Linked DNA regions of Homo sapiens: region 1 is linked to region 2. A link is a contact called in ENCODE Hi-C or POLR2A ChIA-PET data. All regions are on one chromosome and are shown on one strand. The core of a region is the stretch at or near the end of the contact, and the rest is flanking DNA. Distances in the headings are between cores, read along the strand shown. Region 1 overlaps MYOF (myoferlin). Region 2 has its middle 130 kb from the start of CYP26A1.

Region 1 (3,268 bases), core at 643-3,142, 160 kb before region 2:
TCCCACAGAGTAACATGAAGAGGGCCAGATGACACTTGTACACACAGTGGATTGAGTTATATGAGAGAACTCTAGGCTTAGGGGACTTGAAGTTTTTATAATGGGCAGTAAGCAGGCTGGCCCTTTGCTGTGCAGAGAGAGACTATCTTAGTGTTCCCCATATAAACATCTTTGAGAAGATAGCCCATAACAAAGGTAGTCAGTGCCTGAGCTCACAAGATGCGCAGAAACACAAGAGACTCGCAGAGAATTATCTCCCAACAAGTAGTAGTATTATCTCCACTTTGCAAATGAGGAAACTGAGATCTAGAAAGATTAAATAACTTGTCCAAAGGCACATTGCTTGTCAATGGTATAGTAGGGGCTAGAATCCAAGTCTAGCGTGGGCACCCAAACCAGTACTCAACTATTATGCTAGAATGTCTGCAAGAAATGGTAGGAGGTATACTGTAAGTGGATGAATTTCATATATGTGAACTATATCTCAAAAGCTGTTATTAAAAAGAAAGAAAAAAATAAACAGTAGAAGGTGGTAAAGATGGTTCCCCTGGAGTCTGGGGGACACTGTAGCCTGTTTGCTAAATGTTGCCAGTAACATTAGAACCAGCATTCCCTCTTCTTGCCATCTTATGACAGCAGCCTTGAGTTGGGAGGGAAAAACCTTGTGAAGTTGAATTTTAAGGCCTCCAACTAGAGTTTGGTCTCTCTGTTGTTCATTTCCTGTAATTGCATAGGCATTAGGGAGGGAGGAGGGAAGAGAAAATACTGCTCTCTTAAGACCCAAACGTGCTTGCTTGCATGTGATTGCTTTCAATTCAGGCAGCTTGCTCTGGGTGGAGTTGGGGGAAATTGGTGAGGGAAAGGAAAATGGGGTTTGAATTGGCTGGAAGGAAGGAAGGTTAGTGAGGACAGGGAAAGGGTAGGGAAATTGTGATAGAAAAAGCAGAAGGTCAAAGCATGTCAGGGCTGGATGGAATCCTACAGGCAGCAGCCAGGGCTTTTATTCTCCTTCTTTGAGGCCCAGAGACGTGATGCCCAATTCATATAAGTGATTGGGACTGTTTGTTTTTTTGATTCCTTTCCTGTGCTGGATTCTAGGGGAGAATACAGCAGAGAAAAGATGCAGAAACAATAAAGGGAAAAAAAACCCTCATTTGAGTAGGTACCTGGCAGAAGACTTGAGTCAAAGTTGGAGCCTCTGTAACTTTCCTCTGCGGGTTGTCCAAAGAATTCCAAATCCAAGAGGAAAATTAACATGGCAGAGAGTCAGTATGGATTTCCCAAATGCCCAAATGGAGTTTGGAGTCTGAAATGACCTGGTTTGGCTGTCTACCTAGGAACTCTCCAGAAAACTTAAACTCCTCCCTTCAGTTTGTGTTATGTAGACCAAGCAAGCCACATGTGGCTTCATGAGACCGTCTACACTCTGTTTTAAAAAATAGTGGGGACAGCTCCCTTTTCTTTTGAACTGTTAGCCAAGAGTTTCATTGAGATAAAGCTGAGCAGCCCGGAACTGAAACAGAAACATGGAAGGCGTTGTCTGTGGTCTCTGTAAGAAGCTGCCCACAATACTGTTTTCCCAGACCCCATCCTCATTACTGAGAAGGAGCAACCTTGTTAATTTGAGGAGTTCTTTATGATTTAGGTCACATTGTTCCAGCAGGCTCTTTCTTCAAAGGAATGTCAAAAGCGATTAGTACAAAGAGGAATTTGGAGTCAGAACCAACAGGGGTAAAGCGAGGAGGGAAGTGGTGCCACTCCCAGGGTGTAGATGCTTCCTGAGTGTTGGCAATCGCCGAGGCTGCCGGTTACCCGGTCTCCTTGGGTAACTTGAGCCCTCCCCGCCCCACAGCTTGCTGACTGAGGCAGATGCAGGTCACACGGAGTTCACTGATGAAGTCTATCAGAACGAGAGCCGCTACCCCGGGGGCGACTGGAAGCCGGCCGAGGACACCTACACGGATGCGGTGAGTGGCCTGCTCCGGAGAGAAACTCTCACCTGTCACCTCTGATCGTGATCTGCGGGGAACCCAGCAGCCACCTGGCTTGGGCTTTAACCTCTCCTCCGCTCCATCTTATGTTCTGAAGAGTCTTCCACTTATAGCTTAAGCCACACAAGTGCCACAATAAGTATTTTCTTTAGAATAGAAATGAGGCCTATTTAACTCGATGTTGGAACATGGTATAGTTTGGATTGTGCAAATTTTTTAGGTAAATTTTTATTATTATCTAATTAGGGTTCTGTTGTTGTTTGAGGGTTTTTTGAGATAGGCTCTTTCTGTTTCCCAGGCTGGAACGCAGTGGTGCGATCATAGCTCACTCTAACCTCAAATTCCTGGGCTCAAGCAGTCCTCCTGCCTCAGCCTCCCCAGTAGCTGGGACTACAGGCACATGCCACCATGCTGGACTAATTTTTTATTTTTTTGTAGAGATGGGTTCTTATTATGTTGCCCATGCGGGTCTTGAACTCCTGGCTTCAAGCAATCCTCCAGCCTCAGCTTCCCAAAGTGCTGGGATTATAGGCATGAGACACCAAGCTCAGCCTAGTTTTTAATAGTATAACAAATGAAATGTTTCTGTCTTTAAAAAATCCAAGCAGCATTAAAGGAAATCAAAAGTAATTATTCTCCCCAATCCATATTCCACTCCCCAAAGATAACCATTGATGTCTGTTTTCTGTTCATAAACAAGGATATAACTTCCTTTTTCCCTGCCTAAATAGAATTGTGTTGCACACACAGTTTCATAGCTTGTATTTTTCACTTAACAATATATCTTGGACATTTTTTATGTCAATGCATATAGATCTATGAGCTTTTAAAAAATGGTTGCAGAATGTTTTATTATATGTACCTACTATAATTCATTTAATCCCCTCTTTCTGGGCATTTAGGTGCTTTTGGTTTTGAGTCGTTGGTTTTTATAAGCAATGTAACAGTGAACATCCTTAAACATACATTTTTGTATGTTTATGAACGTTTATCTGTAGGGAAGATCCTTGCATTTGGTTGGTCTAGGTTTAAATGCATATAAAATTTTGATAAAATTTTATAACCTTCAAAAAGGTTTTATAAATTCATATTTTCAACAAAATTACAAGAAGCCCATTTGCCTAAATATTCATCATCCCGCTTTATAATCTTTGCCACATGAATAAGTGGTATCCTGTTATTTCAATTTTCACTCTCTTAATTTAAAGTAAAGCTGAGTATTTTTTCATGTTTATGGGCCGCCTTTATTTCCTTTACTTAGGAACTTTCTTTTCATA
Region 2 (2,863 bases), core at 341-2,840:
TAGCCTAGACTTGATTATTTGTGTTTCCATTATCATTCTTTTCCAGAAATTCTATAATTTCAAGTTGTCCTTCTATCTCTAACAGCTGCTTAGTAACATGCTTTTTCCTAATTTTCAGATACAGTAGTCTTTTCAGTTTTTTTTTTTCCTTTGGTCTCTTTGGTTTTCTAATTTTGTTTATGCTTTGGTTTTTGTGGTTTTGTTTTGTTTTTGTATTATTACCAGTTGGTATCTATATTATAATCTCAATGAACATGAACATAGTTAACATGTTTTAGTCTATTGTAGAGGAAATTATTAATCCTGTATTTGGTTAAGCATTAATAGTTTTGGTTTTTAAATTTTGTTTATAATTATTAATTTTATTGTATTGTGATCAGAGAGTATTCTCTTTGTTCTTTGAAATTTAATGAGGTTTTCCTTATGGCCCAAAGTGTAGTCATTTGAGAAGGTGTTTTTGCCACTATCGGGGTCCAGGTTTCTACATACATCTATAAGATCTACCTTATTGGTTACGTTTGTATCTCCTGCATCCTTATTGTCCACTTGATCTCTCTTGGATCGACAGACATGGATTAAAATCACCAATTATTTGGGTTTCCATTTCCCCTGCATCTTTAGTTGTTAGGTGCTTCAATGTTAATAACTTAGATATCTTCAATGTGAATTGTTACCTTTAGTATTTTAAAGTCTCCTTCTTGCCTTCTTTAGTGCTTTTTGGTTTAAATTCCATCTTGTCAGATATCAAAATTGTAACTGCTTTTAAGTTTTAATTTGCATTTGTTTTAATATCTTTTTCTTTCTTTTTTTTTTAACCTTTCAGGACCTTTTGTTTTAGGTGTTCCTCTTGTGTAGAGCAGTGTTAAATTTTGCTATATTAGCCAATGTGGAAGTCTCTTTTTTAGTAAGTAAATTAAGCCTATTTACATTTATTGATATTATTGATACGTTTGACCTTGCTCTATCATCTTATTTTATCTTATTACTCACTTCGAATATACTTTTTTATCCTTGAAACTTTTCTTCCAGCCTGTAAGCCCTGCACTGGGCAAAGTTCCATGTAACTCGCTTTTCTTTCCACCATCCTTCATGCTGTTTTTGATGCTGTTTTCTAGTTCACACCGATCATATATCCATCTTGTGATCCTAAAGCTTGGAAACCTCAGCCTGTTAAAACACTTAGAGTCAAAGCATTAGTCTGTGGCAGTGTGTTCCATCACGCATGAAGGAGTTGTTTAGAGAGACTCACCCAGGCTCGCTTGACATAGGAATGAACCCGGAGTTTGGAAATTAAAAGACAAAGGGTGTTAGGAGAGGAGAGAAATGCTTCTGGGAGCGTTTCCCCTTACTTAATGAATTACTAGGAGATTTGTGGCTACACAGCCCGTCCGGGTAAGTCTTTCAGCATGTGGACCCAGGAGTGTCATGGGCTTGCTCCACTATATCCTCGCTGCCCTTTCCGTGAACTGAGACACTTCCTGTCACCAGTTTATTTTCACTTCTCTCCTGGCAGCTGGCCACTGCAATCGGCATGCATTTGAAATCATTTGCTACTTACTTGAGAATTCACACTAGGGAGAAAGGGAAGAAAATAACCATTCCTGGGGACACCACAAAAGTCAACATTGACGAAAACTCATTTCCACTTTTTTTTTTCTTTTTTTTTGCTACCCAAATGACTGTGGATTAAGAGACCCAGAGAATGCCAAATAAACTGTAGGATAAGGAAAGAAAAGTTCAAGTCAGTTGCAGGGGTGCCTTAATGAAGCTGCAATCCCTTTGCTAGCCTCGTGCAAGCCAGTCGGCTCCGCGGTCTATCACCCTCCCTCTTGGTGTTCAGCGCCAGACTCATCCGCTCCAGGCAGAAGTTGCACATGTCGGGATTTTCTTGGGATTTTTCTGAAGAGCTTTGATTTGGTCTCAGATGTGTGGGTTTTGTTGTTTGTAAACTAGAAACATAGGAAGTTGAAACTGAGAGGAAACCTCAGAGGAAGGCAGTATCACAGCAAGAGCTTTGGTTTAAATAGTCTCGGATTCAAATCATAGCTCTGACACTGTGTGACCTCTCTGAGCCTCAGTTTCCCCATCCAAAGGATGAAAAATTTAACACAGGGTTTTTGCAAGTCTTAAATGAGTTAAGTCAGTGATCCTCAGGTCAGCAGCATCAGTATCACCTGGGAACTTGTTAGAGATGCAAATTATCAGGCCTCACCCCAGGCCCACTGAATCAGAAGCTCAAAAGGTGGGCTTTGCAACCTGTGGCTGAAAAAGCTCTCCAGGTGATTCTAATGCGTTTGATAACCACTGGTGTAACTAAAGTGTCTAGCACAGAGTTGGCAACATAGTAAGTCTTAGATAAATGGTAGCTCTTTGCATTGTCATTATTTAGAGCTCAGCTCAATCCTGTGTTTATGGCTGGATCAACAGGGGCCCAGGGAGGTAGCAGTTTGCTCAAGATCACAGTGAATTAGTTGAATTAGTGGCACAGCTGGGATTGAACCCATATCTCCTGGTTCCTTCCTGTCTCTTTCTCGCCCTCTTAAAAAAATTTACAATGATGAGCCAATGTGTCTTCTTCACAGTAAGTTTGGGAAATAGGGAAAACAGGTCAAATAAAACTAAAACTTACCTACAACCCTAACCTTCCCCTCCCAAGAGACAGCCATAGTTGACTTCTGTATGTTTTCTTCTGTATTTTTAATGCACATAGATATAGGTATACAATGTAATAGTTATATATTATACATGTATATCATACGTATTGTCATTCATATAATACATATAAGGGTGTGTGTGTGTGTTTAGTAACACAAAATTGGGATCACACTGAGTAAATTGATTTAAAAGTCAAATACTACTAGGT

What was found. A loop is a pair of places that touch in the nucleus more often than their neighbours do. ChIA-PET counts read pairs that join two places held with the same protein, here RNA polymerase II (POLR2A).
Region 1: a map of posterior vena cava shows a loop between it and region 2 (9-fold over the local background). The contact joins two enhancer-like sites. A Hi-C loop is called at or near these places in 1 of 168 maps with a recorded cell type or tissue (posterior vena cava). POLR2A ChIA-PET finds 5 or more read pairs at or near these places in 1 of 52 experiments (common myeloid progenitor, CD34-positive).

Annotation. Positions count from the first base shown.
Region 1 is chr10:93,362,660-93,365,927 of GRCh38, reverse strand. It overlaps MYOF (myoferlin), which reads left to right. Exons shown (of 54, transcript NM_013451.4): 27 at 1,853-1,967. Among named protein-coding and RNA genes, the nearest start is that of MYOF, 120 kb to the left of the region's middle. Within about 2 kb of position 1,892, at least 6 of the 41 ENCODE cell types and tissues checked have a DNase peak (open chromatin) inside an H3K27ac peak, as active enhancers do.
Region 2 is chr10:93,197,943-93,200,805 of GRCh38, reverse strand. No RefSeq gene overlaps it. Among named protein-coding and RNA genes, the nearest start is that of CYP26A1, 130 kb to the right of the region's middle. Within about 2 kb of position 1,590, at least 14 of the 41 ENCODE cell types and tissues checked have a DNase peak (open chromatin) inside an H3K27ac peak, as active enhancers do.